Regions from separate parts of the Homo sapiens genome. Here region 2 is linked to region 1. A link is a contact called in ENCODE Hi-C or POLR2A ChIA-PET data. All regions are on one chromosome and are shown on one strand. The core of a region is the stretch at or near the end of the contact, and the rest is flanking DNA. Distances in the headings are between cores, read along the strand shown. Region 1 has its middle 120 kb from the start of COL21A1. Region 2 overlaps DST (dystonin).

Region 1 (7,106 bases), core at 2,074-4,573:
ATTTTAGGGTGTCCTTTGTACTATTAAAAACACATCCGTCTAAACCTTACCTCAATTTACTTAACAAAAAATATAATCTTTTCAGAGTTAGACCTTTACTAGAATGGTAAATATTTTAAGACTATGTAAGGTCTCTGTGATCTTACAAATAAATACAAGTTTTAATGGCTCATCAGAAACATGTTAATTTAGTAGCTTTTCCATTTTAGTTAAAATCAACTTTAAAATATTTAGAATTGATTTAAAATGCCATTATTCACTGATTACTGTTCATATATAATATATGGGAAATCACTTTCAAATGCTGATTGTTGTTTACACAATAGCCTCTCCCTTCCTCCTGGCTGGTAGAATCTCAATACTCTTTGCTTGCATGTTCACGCCTTCCCTATGTGATCCAAGTCTAAACTGATTGGTCTGAACCAACTACAGTCAGTTTATTTCCTTTGCCAGTGATTAGTCTGGGAGTGGGCAATTGGTTTAGATCTGGCCAATGACCTGTGAAGGACAGTCTTCTGAAGACTACTAGAAAAAATTTCCTCCCTCTCAAGAGAAACAAGAGAAAACACTCCCACTCTTCTACAGTATAATTTTGTGTCTACAAAGGACGCTTTGAGACAATAAGGGGAGATAACCAATCCCTCTCAGACCCTGAGAATGGCAGAGCAGCAGAAAGTAGGAACCTAAATGACCAAGCCAATGAATTCATCTTCTCTGGAACATTAACCTCTGAATTCCTTGTTATGTAAGTTAGTAAATATCCTCATTGTTTAAGCTAATTCATCTAGTTTTCTATTACTTGGAACTGAGACAATTTTTTGTTTTTTTGTATTTCTTTGTCACCCAGGCTGGAGTGCAGTGGAGGAATCACAGCTCACTGCAGCCTCGAACTCCTGAGCACAAGAGATCCTCCCGCCTCAGCCTCACGGGTAGCTGGGACTACAGGCATACGCCTCTGTGCCCAGCTATTTTTTAATTTTTTGTAGAGATGGAGTTTCCTTATGTTGCCCAGGTTGGTCTTGAATTCCTGGACTAAAGTGATCTGCCCACCTTGGCCTCCCAAAGTGCTGGAGTAACAGGAATGAGCCACTGCACCTGGAAGAAACAATTCTTAAAGGTATATCATAAACACCCAAAAGCATTTGCGCACAATCATTTCAATTAAACTACTGTGAAAAAAAATTTTAACCTTTTCTAATTTGTGCTAATCTCAGCACTCTAACCAGAAATTATTCAACAAGCTGTCCTTTGACTCAACTAAGCAGGGGGGTATTTGCAGAATATTTGTAATTTTTTATTTCATAAATAATTCTAAACATTAAAATAAGTTATTCTAGGACAACCTAACCATTTTAAATTATTCTCTCATTTGTTGAGCTATAATTTTTATATACTAGACAAATATAAAATTTTAAATCTCTGCACCTATACACATCAAAAGTGTGTTCTTCAGAGATGTGGACAAATCAAAAAGAATTGAAATGACACTTCTTTCATAAGATAATTTTAGGTGGATGATTACACAGCTTCATGCATTGCAGAGGAAAAAATTCAATGTGAAATGGCTTGATTTGTCTACAGTTAGAAGAAAATCTCGGTTAAGAGCACAACAGTGGCTATCCAGGGCAGTGACCACTTTGTTATTTGATTAAAATTCCAGTTGGTCATGGTTGGAACCAGGTTCTTACTCCACAACCTCTTCTCCTCACCCCCCTTAAAATTCACTTACATTCCTTTTGTTTCAGAGTTATCTGCCATTGGCTGCCAGGGAAAGTTTGTTTATATTTCTTGGGAACGAAGCTTCAAGGTCACTTCCTATCATTAATTCTCTGTGAGCAAGTGTCGCTTGGGACATTTCCTGTTCCTATTCTCAGTGGTGCTGAGGAAGAGAAATTTTCAATGGTCTCTAATTTTTAATCTTCTACAGCAGTCTTCAAATATATGCTGGATGCTGGTATACCATTCATTTTATTTAACTGTGACTATTTCAGTAGAAAAATGTCCACATAATTTCTCCATTAAAAATGTAATATGCTCACTGCTGAGACTCTATCTGTAGAATGGGCAGCATGGTATTTTCTGCCATCTTTGGAAACAAGCTAGGTGGAGTACAGATTGCTTAGAAATCAATGCAAATAAATACTAAGTATGAATCCAGAGTATCTACTATTAGCTGAATATCGAGAACCAATTGTTTTGGTCATCTTTCCTAACTATAGCCAAAAGACAAAATTCAATTCAAAACACTTAAGTAAAAGTGTTATTTTAATCATTGGTGGCTTTTTAAAGATGGAAATACTAGTAAAAAGTGGAAGGACTTACCCTAGAAGATAATGAAGGCATACTATAAAGTTATAATAGTTCAAGCAGTCTGATAACAGGGTAAGAATAGCCATAAGTCAATTCAAAACAAAATGAATACTAGATAAACGCAGGACCCATCAAAAACCATCCTACATATCACACAGCAAAAGAAATCTAAGATGTGAGAGGGTGTTATGTAAAATTGTGTCCATGAAAGAATCAAAATATTGATAAAAAAAGTGTCTGATGTTGAGACCCAGAGGCTTTTCTGGACATAAAGGTAGAAAAAAAATAAAGAAAAAAAACTGATGTATGTGACTGCAAAAGAATGTAAATCTTCCCATCTTAAAAGAATCCTGAACAAGATAAGAAAGGAAACAATTGTGAAAACTTTTTTTATAAGATATGATAAAAGGAGTTAATGTGTTCAACAGAGAGAGATCTTTTAAATCAATTAGAATTAATTCAATGTCTCCATCATAGAAATATGGGCAAAGGATGTAAATAGCCAATTCGCCAAAGAAGAATCACATAAATGGCCATAAATACGAAAAAATTGCTCAACCTCAATGATATTCAAACAGAAACTAATTAAAACAGCCACAGTAAATATTTATACAAAACCAATTGATATTCAGAGTGAATGTACAGCTATTAAAGGTAATCACACTCAGCTACTAAAACTTCTTTCATTTGAATTAAAAGCAAGGGAAATGCTCATGATATATTTTAATTGGAAAAGTATCATACAAAACAGTTTATGTTGAATGGTTGTAATTATTCAAAAATATATGCTTACGTGTAAACATAAGCTAGAAAAAGACTTGAGGCCATATAGGCGTTATCTCTAGGTGGTGAGATTTTAGGCTACTTTAAATTTCTTGTTATGCTTTTCTGTATTTGTCTTTTCCTTTATTAATCAAAAAAACAGAAAAGGTCAACGGCCCACATGGAGTCTGATCTCCAGGTCCTCGCCTACATTCACGTTCCCAGCAGTGGCCGCTTGAGGACACTAGGCTCCTGGATTGCCTGATTCAGATCCCGATCTGGAAAAACCTGTCTCTGTTCCCGGCCTTCCTCAGAGTTCAGCTTCCACCGGCATCACGTCCCTCTCTGAGCACACACCGTGAGAATTAATCAGAGCCTCTCTGTAAAATGTGAGATTTGTCAAATATATGAAAAGCTAAGCAATAAAATTTGACACACCAGCTAAATACAGGTGGTGTTAACATGCAGTTTAAAATAACTGCGGTCCCTCTGTGAGGGCACTGCACATGATTAACACAGAACTCTATCCTATAGCTGGTGTTATTCCTGCATTTTTCAAATGCTTTTACTTGGACCTTTTCAAAATAAACCGTACAATTGGGCTTTATGTGCTTATATGGCAAAGCTGCTCCCTATGATACCATCACAAGGCGAAAGCATAAAATCTAGTTAAGAGTTCTTGCCAAAACATGAATCAGTTGTAGCATAATATTCTGAACTCTGGTCTTCTTTTTTTCCATTCTCTAATATTTCTTCACATCACAGCCCAAACAATTGCTCATAATTAAACTGAGTGCAGGAACAGGCCCTGGCAGGAAATGTACTTGGCAAAGATCCAATAGCTCTTCATTGTCCTCCACACAGAACAATTACATCAGTTCCTTCCATTCCCAGAAAAAGAATGGATTTTGCAGAGCAACAGATGAAAATAAAAGGAAGGAGGCAGCTTATTTACATATTTCTAATCAGGTTAATATATAATCTTTTTATGGAAAAAGGAAATGCCTTGAAGAATTGAATGATCATCTTAAAAACCTGCTTTCCCTTCCTCTAGGATCTGCACCACATGCTGACCACAACTTCTGCTCACCAGTTACTCATGTCTGCTGAAAACCCTCCAGGTTCAAAGGGAAATTCAGCCAATAAGTGTGATATATTCCAGAGTCTGGAAGCTTCAAGAGAAGTTAAATGCCATCAAGTTGCTGTTTGAAAAGTTAAAAATGTATCGTCACTCAGTTCTTCAGCATCTGCTATTTATTCAGTAGATTCACTGAAAATCCTAATGCAGAAAGAGGATTTAGGGACTACATTTGTACACTGGGATAGGGTAAGATAAGAGACATCTTATGAGTTGTTTGGCTTCAGCTCATCTAAATGACAAGGAATCACAGCCCAATCTGCTGCATTCTGATGACCAATGCTTTATCAGCTTAAGGGCATGCCAGGAGAGTCAGGTGCCCAGCCCCACCTCAGGGGCAACCAAGGTGAAGAGATATCGGCCTTCAACCCAAGTTCCCCCCATTCACGTGGACCATCCCAGGCCTTTCCTCTTCTGCCTGTTCACCAGCTCCTGGGTAGACTGGAACTTCTCAGGGTTCCCCAGGAAAGGGCAGTTTGAGTAGAGGGGCCCATCCTCATAAATCCAAGAAGTGCCAGAGACATGCAGAATCTGCAGTTCAGCCTCTCATTGACATCAGATGAAAGAACACTATATCCACAGGAGTGTCTGAGCCATTCAGGAGAAGTGGGTACCATTTTGGGTGCCAAGAAGACCTTAGACTTTCCATTCATATGTTATTTGAATTCCTTGACCTTTCATCTATTTCTCCTGGGCTAAACCCCTAAAGGCCTCAGCTCCCTGGGCCATCAGAGAAGTGAAGATGATCGGACAAGCAGAAAGGAGTTTCCAGAATCCACACCCAAGTCCCTGCTCCACAGAGCTGGGCTGAGTCCCCTTGTGACTGGGTTGGACCCAAGAAACAGGGAGGCCAGAGGTGCTTAGCAAAGTGAAGGGGGACAAGGCAACAAGTATTGTGCCCCAGAAAATGAGGGGACAGCTCCAAGATGTTTATTCCCCCAGAGAATAAATCCTTGAGGTGTGTCCTACACCAGAACACTAATTCAACAGGGCCAGAGATATGCCAACTCCTGGAGAGGAAGGAGCCGGCTTCTAATCAAATGTTTACAAATGGATTCCTGTACAAATCCACAAATCTTAGAGACAGTCAAAGCAGACACTTTGACCCTGCAACTGGACATAGAGCATGGATTTCATGCTCTCATTAGCTGAGAACAGTATTCCTTGAAATACAGGAGACAGGAGCAAAATTAGAGAAAATCTGGATAATTTGATCTGAGAAAGCATTTACACAGGACAAGGAGAGACTGGCCAACCTACCAGGCTGGCTGACAGGAATGGTGGTTCTCTTCCTCCTCACTCAGGCTTGTCCATGTGTCAACGCATCAAGAGTATTCAGAAAGTATTGGCAGGGAGAACTCTGTAAAAATGCCCCAATAAAGAAGCAAGAATATGATTTCTACACTAATAATGAACACAGCACCATATAAGGCAGGAATTTCTTGTTTACAAGTGACAGACGCTCAACTCATAAGGGAGTATGTAACTAAAGCCAAAAAGGGAATTTATCAGCTTATGTAAGGCTGGAGTGGGGGGAAAAAAGCTTCAGGAACATCTAGATTCAGAGGCTTCAATAATGTCATCTGGGCTTTGTCTGTCTCTCCATCTCTTGGTTTTTCTCCCTCCTTTATGTTGGCTTAATTCTGCAGTCCAGTTCTCCCATGATAGGGAAGGTGGCTGTTGTAATGGTATTGGTCATTCTTTTGTTCTGTAGCATCTGGAACTCCTCTCTATGTTTAGGGAATTTCCTGCCTCATAACTCTTGGTGAGGCGTGTGCCCTCCCAGTATAAAAACTGAAAATGTCAGATGTTTGATTTCCCATATGCCTTTGCAGCTGGGGATCTGGCATATAACCCAGACTACCCCTAAATTTGGAGCTAGAAAGCAAAATAAAAAAAAAAAAGAAACTTTGAGGTCTTGTCCCTGTTGAACTCACATTTTGGGGGCAACAGCAGCAGCTGCTGCACTAATGTGATGTCCAGCATCCCAGGTTCAGTGTCAGGTCTGTGGGCTGGAGAGCTTAGGGCTCAGCCATGATGGCAATGGTGTCCTCACCGGACCAGGCCTGAGGCATAATTTAGAGCCATATTCCAGTTGGTGAACATAGTACCTGATGCTCTGGCCACCCTAGGGATTCCATCTGCTACTTACTAATAAGCTATTTTAAAAATTAATTTTTTTATTTAAAAATGTTTAGGCCAGGTGCAGTGGCTCATGCCTGTAATCCCAGCACTTTGGGAGGCCAAGACGGGTGGATCACTTGAGGTCAGGAGTTCAAGACCAGCCTGGCCAATATGGTGAAACCCCGCCTCTACTAAAAATACAAAAATTAGCCGGGTGTGGTGGCACATGCCTGTAGTCCCAGCTACTCGGGAGGCTGAGGCAGAAGAATCACTTGAACCCAGGAGGCAGAGGTTTCAGTGAGCTGAGATCGGGCCACTGTATTCCAGCCTGGGTGACAGAGCGAGACTCTGTCTCAAAAAACAAACAAACAAAAAAGTTTAACTGACATATAAAATTGTACCTATTTATCTTGTATAACATGTTTTGAAATATGTATACATAGTGGAATGACTAAATCAAGACAATTAACATATGCATTACCTCACATACTTTTTTTGTACTGAAAACACTTCAAATCTACTGTCTTAGCAATTTTCAAGAATATAATACATTATTATTAACCAGTGAGGGTATTTTAAAATAGGTTTCTTGAACTTATTGTTTCTGTGTAACGGAAATTGTATATCCTTTGACCAACATCTCCTCGTAAACAGGCTTTTAATAAATTTATTTTCTGCTTAAATCATCCAGAGTGGATTTCTACAGCTTCCAAATAAGAACCTGACTACAAATAGCTGCCCCAGATTCACACCTTCCCAACTTAGCCACCCT
Region 2 (7,106 bases), core at 2,653-5,152, 300 kb after region 1:
GCTGTGTCTACAGCCACTAAACCTTCACTCAAGAAGATCTGGTGCTTTAAACAAGTGTAGGCAAGTTGATCCTGGTTTTTCTTTTCGATTCAGCAACCTACACCCACCTCTATTTAAATGTTGTTCCACAAAGGAAGGATACAATTATAGTATTTTAAAATAGGGGCCAGGCATGGTGGCTCACGCAGCCAAGCACGGTGGCTCATGCCTGTAATCCTAGCACACTGGGAGGCTGAGGTAGGCGGATCACCTGAGGTAAGGAGTTCAAGACCAGCCTGGCTGACATGGTGAAATCCTGTCTCTACTAAAAATAAATAAAAAAAAATTTTAAAAAATTTAAAAAAATTAGCCGGGAGTGGTGGCAGGCACCTGTAATCCCAGCTACTTGAGAGGCTGAGGCAGGAGAATCACTTGAACCTGGGAGGCAGAGGTTGCAGTGAGCTGAGATCATGCCATTGCACTCTAGCCGGGGCAACAAGAACAAAATTCCGTCTCAAAAAATTAATTAATTAATTAAATAAAATAAAAATAGGGGCTCCTGAGTGTGTGTATGTGGAGGATTCATTACAGTTTTTAGACATTGAAATTTCCAAAATAAAAAGGGAGAAAGAAAAGGGGAGAGAAAAGAGAAGTGAAAGGAAGGAAGAAAGAGGAAAGAGAGGAAGAGAACGGGATGTCAAATCAAACAGAGCTGGTTTTGAGTCTTAATTCTCTAACTTATTAGCAGTATAAACTTGGTAAACCTAAGGTTCCTTATCTGTAAAAGCTGGATAATAACAATTCCTGCTTTATGAGATTGTCAGGAGATTTGAATGAGAGAACACGAGTATAGCATTTAAGAGAACGAGAAAGTAATCAAACCATTAACTATCCTATATAATTATTTTTATTGTAATCAAATAAATTGGTTAGTTTAATGACTTTATAGTTTATATATAGTTTATAATTTAATGATGTCATAGCTTTAGAAATATAGCAAGTTATTCAACAACCTGACATAATATTTGTAAAACCAAAAAAAAAAAAAAAAAAACTGAGGTAAAGAAATATATAGTTTTCAGCCTGTAATCCTAGCACTTTGGGAGGCCAAGGTGAGGGGATCACCTGAGGTCAGGAGTTCAAGACCAGCCTGGCCAAAATGGTGAAACCCCATCTCTACTAAAAATACAAAAATTAGCCGGGTGTGGTGGCATATGCCTGTAGTCCCAGCTTCTCAGGAGGCTGAGGCAGGAGAATCGCTTGAACCTGGGAGGTGGAGGCTGCAGTGAGCTGAGATCATGCCACTGCACTCTAGCCTGGGTGATAGTGCAAGACTTCATCTCAAAAAAAAAAAAAAAGAAAAAGTAGTATATAATTTTCAATAAATACTTTCCGGGGATTTAGCTTCTTATAAGGCAATAAGAACATGAACTCAAGAGCCAGATTGCCTAGGTTTGAGTTCCAAGTCTGCCACTCGCTGGCTGTATGACTGCAAGCCAAGTATTTACTGGGTCTCAGTTTCTGTCTGTTTACTGGGATGACAATAGGGATGTTGTGAGGAGAAAATGAATTAATATATGTAAACTGCTTAGAACAGTGTCTGGCACTTAGTAAGTGCTATGTAAGTATTAGCGTGGATTTAGCTGTTAATAATGCTCACCAGGAAACTATTTACCACCCCAAAACTGGCAATTGTTAAGCCCACTCACTAGAGTAATTAGACTAGGAGATATGAACTGGAAACTTGTGGGCTACAAGTCCAAACTAAACTCTAACCTTCAAACTCAGCAGTTCTTTAGAGGCAAAATCAAAGTCTGCTATCTGCGAAGTTACTGACAACATCCGAAGACATATTACAGCTGTGTGTGCGAGCGCCCGTGCGTGTGTGTGTGTGTGTGTGTGTGTGTGTGTGTGTGTGTGTATAAGCTACAATTCAGAATCATGGCCTCTAAGTAGTGGAAATGTGATTTTTAAATTTTTTTTTTTATTTTCTTAAGCCAGAGTCTCACCCTGTGACTCAGGCTGCAGTGCAGTCACATGATCACAGCTCACCGCAGCCTTGGCCTCCGGAGTAGCTGGAAATACAGGTGCTTGCCACCATGCCAAGCTAATTTTTTGTATTTTTTTGTAGAGAGAGGGTTTTACCCTTTTGCCAAGGCTGTTCTCGAACTCCCAGGCTCAAGCAATCTACCCACTTTGGCTTCCCTAAGTCCTGGGATTACAGGCATGGGCCACTGCACCTGGCCAATTTTTTATTTTAATTTTTCTGTATTTTCTAATTTTTTGCCATGCTTTTGCTTCTATAATAATAAAAGATAATTTTAAAATTCAGAGATGAAAGAAATGTGTCTTACAGTTGTATAAGGAAAAAATACACAAATTCCATACCTGTATTTATGAATGATGGCATTAAATAATTTTCCATCTCTCCAGCAGGTAGTGAAATTTTCACACCGAATTCCAGCATAACCCTCTGTTGCCTGCTGCGTCCAGAGTAGCAATCTCTCTTTTGCAGACATATCCTCTGACTCTCCAGTAACATGGATATCAGATATCTAGATATAACAGAAAGTGTTAAACCTTTAGGAAGGAAGGAAGCTAACTCAGATTAAGAACCTACTATGTGCCAAGCACTTTCCAAAATCTAAGATTAGGATAATAACAATTCCCGCTTCATGAGATTGTTAAGAGATTTGAATGAGATAACATGTGTACAGCACTTAAGAGAATGTGCCACATGTAGAAAGTTATCAAACCATTAGCTATTCTATATAATTATTTTTATTTAGCCCTCATACCTCTCCCTTATAAATTTTCCCCATTTTACATATAGGAAATAAATAAATTTTATCCATTTTACATATAGGAAATCTGAGTTTCAAAGAGGTTAACAACAGATTGAAAAAGTCAGATTTAACTCATTTGTGTCCAATTTAAAAGCATTTATTCTCTTTTTACTAAACCAAAACTCTACAGTATTGAAAATTCTACGTTCTTCTTTCCTAATCAGATTTGTTAATACAACTTAAGGAGGTGTTTTCCAAGTTCAAGTAGATCAGAGGTAAAACCTATAAATTACTCTATACTACCACCTGCAGAGCAGAATTTGATCCAACAGGTATTCTGTGTAAAGAACAATGAAAGAAATAGTATTCTCTCCTATATAACAATTTGGCCAGAAGTTCTAATTTTCTCATGAGTCCTTGCTTGGCTTGCTCAACCTGAAACCTTTATCAACTGATTTTTTTCTCCTGTATTTTGTTTTCATGAAGTTTTCTAAAAGTCTCTTCCACTGAATAATGATAAAACAAGTCACAAGTTTCCATGATTTACATTCTCCCAAAAGCATCTCTTTGATAAGGGTCCTACTTAATCTGCTGATAATTATATTAAGGCACAAAGTGACTTTACCAGGGGTCACACAGTAATTCCAAAGCTGAGATTAACACCACCAACAACTGTTCCCTCAATCAGTGCAAGACGCAAAGCCAAGGGATCAACAAGACAGGCTGCACGCCAGAATCAGAATGAGCAAGTCAGAGATGGGAAGCAAGGCATATGAAGAACAAATCATTCTGTCACAGGGAAAATATCACTTGACCAGAGTCATGAGACAGGCTTCTAGACCTGGTTCCTAGTCTCATAGGTTTGAATAATTCATTTCATGTTTGTAAGTCAACTTCCTTATCTATAAAATGAGGAGGAGGCAGAAGCAGATAACGTTTAGGACCCTTTTCAGTCTAAAGTTTTACTAACAGACTATAAACACAACACAGAAGGTCACAATAGGCAGAGTCAAGCAACTGAAAGTAGAGAATTAAAAAAAAACTCCAAAGAAAACCTGTTACATGTGGTAGTGCCAGGCTCAGACAGGAAGCCCTTTATTCCTCCCAGCTGCCACAGAGCCAGAGGCACAGCCAATCCAGGGACCCGGGGCAGGAAGGCTGTGGCAGTGAAAGCCCTTGCCAGGCCTCGCAGCCCCTGACTTCACTTGTTGGAAATGATGGGGGGCCTCACACACTCCTTCTCCAGTGTTCAGCAGAGGCTGCCATGCCCCATGGAGCTTCACTCTCAGCCATAGTCTGAGACACTCTGCTTGACAAATGGTCAGGATTTAAAAGCGGAACAAACTGTCTCAATTTTAATAATCTTTGCCAGGAATCTGTGCCAAACTCCAGAGCATGGAAAAGAACTCTGCACATGAACACATCATATAGTACACATAGAAGAAATTTCTTTTTTTTTTATGTGACAAAAAACAGCATAAAATTTACCAATATTCTTTGGCCCAAGTTCCAATGATATTCTGGTCCAAAATTATGCTACAGTACCTTTCTGGCACATCCCAAGAGTTTAAGTCCCATGTCCACCATTTACATGCTCAAGTTACTTAACTGCTTTAAGCCCATTCCCTTACTTGTAAAATGATGATGATAATTATACCATGTTGTGAGAATTCAACAACATTAGCACAGTGTAATGCCTGGCCCATAGTCCGCAAATGCATAATACAGATGAGCTATGTTATTGTTGTAGTTATTGTTATTCTTTCTGAAAAAGGGAGAAGTAAAACCTTGACTTTATTATTTTCTTAACTCTCTTCCCCATAGAGAGGAATAAAAGAATAAGTTTTTTAAATTTGCTGCCTTAAACTAATGAAAATCTACGATCGCAACGGTTCAGAGAAGCTAATCTAGGAAACTGTGAATGAAAAAGTTGAGGCCAGGCACGGTGGCTCACGCTTGTAATCCCAGCACATTGGGAGGCCAAAATGAGAGGATCACTTGAGCCTAGGTGTTCAAGACCAGGCTGGGCAACATAGTGAGACCCTGTCTCTATTAAAAAAAAAATTAGCCTGGCATAATAGCATGTGCCCATATAGTCCCAGCTACTAGCCGAGGCAGATCGCCTGAGTCTAGGAGGTTGAGGCTGTAGTGAGCCATGATCACGCCACTGCGCTCCAGCCTGGACAACAGAGTGAGGCCCTTAAAATCAAAAACAAAACAAAACAAAACAAAACAAAAAAAGAAATAAAAGAAAAGAAAAAGTTGAGCCTCTTGGTCTCTATAACCCTTTAAAAATTATAAAATCAACTGTTTTGGGGAACCCTTACAATTCAAGAGCCACCTAGATAGTATGTATAATGACAGATAGAAATGGTAGATAGCTGGGGTTGTGTGGGACTGTTTTCTGCTAATTCCATGCCAGTCAGTTACAAAAGCATTACCTGTTAACTAGGGAAGTCAGTAAAGTTCAACTACAAGATACCAGCTTAACAGGTTCAAGTGCTACACAGTTTTACCAGAGGAAGGATGTTAAAGGAGTTTAGAGGTCTGAAAATAGCCTAAATGTCAAGAGAAAATAATGTATTCTTGTTAAATAAGTTTCCAATAGATGAATTTCAGATTGTTACAAATACAATTTCAGACTGTTATACATACACACACTATTAAAAAGCGATAATTTTAAAATGCATATTCCAAGGTATATTCATATAATTTTACAATGCATATGCAAATGTTATGAACCAAGCTTTAAAATATCAAAGATTAAGCCAAGTTCCAGACTCCACTAGGCCCACAAGCAGGGCAGGTGAATTCTAACTCCTCCATTTTCAGCTTTTCCTGCTACTTCCAATAAACTGAACATCATCCTCTTATAGCAATTTAAGGTATTTTTTAAAATACTGTTACCATTAGCCACTAGTATATCAGACTTTTCATGATACTATGCAACCAAAATTAAAATAAAAAATAAGTTAAATGCTAAAAATTGTTTAAGTCTTCAGTTGTCATTCATAATCCCTGATCTGAAATCTGTGTGTTCAGCAGAACAGCCTGAATCTTCCACCAATGACAGGTTAATGGTTTCACATTCAGGTCAGATTCTAGAAAGTAATCAAGCTACCTCCCTTCAAAACCCGGAGGCAATGTAGTGATAATCAGAGAGGGTTTCAATTCATGCTGCCTCAGTTTAAATCTTAATTCCAACAGTTAATGAAATGAATGACCCAGACTACTCACATAATCTCCTAAAATCCATTTTCTTTCTTTTTTTTTTTTTAAGACGGAGTCTCACTCTGTCGCTCAGCATGGAGTGCAGTGGCACCATCTCGGCTCACTGCAACCTCCACCTCCCGGGTTCAAGTGATTCTCCTGCCTCAGCCTCCCAAGTAGCTGGGACTACAGGCATGTGCTAACATATCTGGCAATTTCTGTATTTTTAGTGGAGACAGGGTTTCACCATGTTGGCCAGGCTGGTCTTGAACTCCTGACCTCGGGTGATTCACCCGCTTCGGCCTCCCAAACTGCTGGGATTACAGGCGTGAGCCACCGCACCTGGCCTCACTTTCTTCATCTTTAAAACTTACATAATAACAACAACCTATCCAAAACAGAAATCAAGAAAGCAATCCCATTAACAATAGCTTAAAAAAAAGACTTAGTAATAAATTTAACCAAGGAGATAAAAGACCTTTATACTGAAAACACTGATGAAAGAAATTAGTCATGAATAAATGGATAGATATCCCATGTTCATTCATGAATTTGAAGAATTAACACTGTTAAAATGTCCATACTAGCCAAAGCAATCTACAGATTCAATGCAATCCCTATCAAAATTCTCATGACACTTCGCACAGAAATAGAAGAAACAATCCTTCAATTTGAATGGAACCACAAAAGACCCCAAATAGTCAAAGCAATCTTGAGCAAAATGAACAAACCTGGAAGCGTCACACTCCACCTGACTTCAAAATATACTACAAATCTATAGTAATAAAAACAGCATGGTACTGACACGAAAACAGACAGACCAGTGGAACAACAGAGAGCCCAGAAATAAACCATGCATTTATGGTCAATTGATATTTGACAAAGATGCCAATAACACACAATGGAGAAAGAACAGTCTCTTCAATAAATGATGTCTGAAAAACTGGATATCCACATAAAGAAGAATGATATTAGACCCTTATCTCACACCATATACAAAAATCAACTCAAACTGGATTAAAGACTTACACGTAAGACCTAATATTATAAAGCTACTAAAGAAAATGTAAGGAAAAGTTTCTTGACTTTGGACTGGGCAATGATTTTTTGGATATGACTCCAAAAGCACAA

Evidence for each region. Hi-C counts contacts between places; a loop is a spot of excess contacts on that map. ChIA-PET counts read pairs that join two places held with the same protein, here RNA polymerase II (POLR2A). Pooled maps may share reads with other maps.
Region 2: a loop to region 1 is called in a map of tibial artery, with 3 times the contacts of the local background. The contact joins two enhancer-like sites. A Hi-C loop is called at or near these places in 1 of 168 maps with a recorded cell type or tissue (tibial artery) and 3 of 50 pooled maps. POLR2A ChIA-PET finds 5 or more read pairs at or near these places in 1 of 52 experiments (activated T-cell).

What each region holds. Positions count from the first base shown.
Region 1 is chr6:56,366,913-56,374,018 of GRCh38, forward strand. It overlaps a transcript of COL21A1 not described here. Among named protein-coding and RNA genes, the nearest start is that of COL21A1, 120 kb to the left of the region's middle. Within about 2 kb of position 3,324, at least 28 of the 41 ENCODE cell types and tissues checked have a DNase peak (open chromatin) inside an H3K27ac peak, as active enhancers do; they include tibial artery, where a contact is called at or near this core.
Region 2 is chr6:56,668,274-56,675,379 of GRCh38, forward strand. It overlaps DST (dystonin), which reads right to left. Exons shown (of 104, transcript NM_001374736.1): 10 at 2,368-2,534. Among named protein-coding and RNA genes, the nearest start is that of DST-AS1, 170 kb to the right of the region's middle. Within about 2 kb of position 3,903, at least 14 of the 41 ENCODE cell types and tissues checked have a DNase peak (open chromatin) inside an H3K27ac peak, as active enhancers do; they include tibial artery, where a contact is called at or near this core.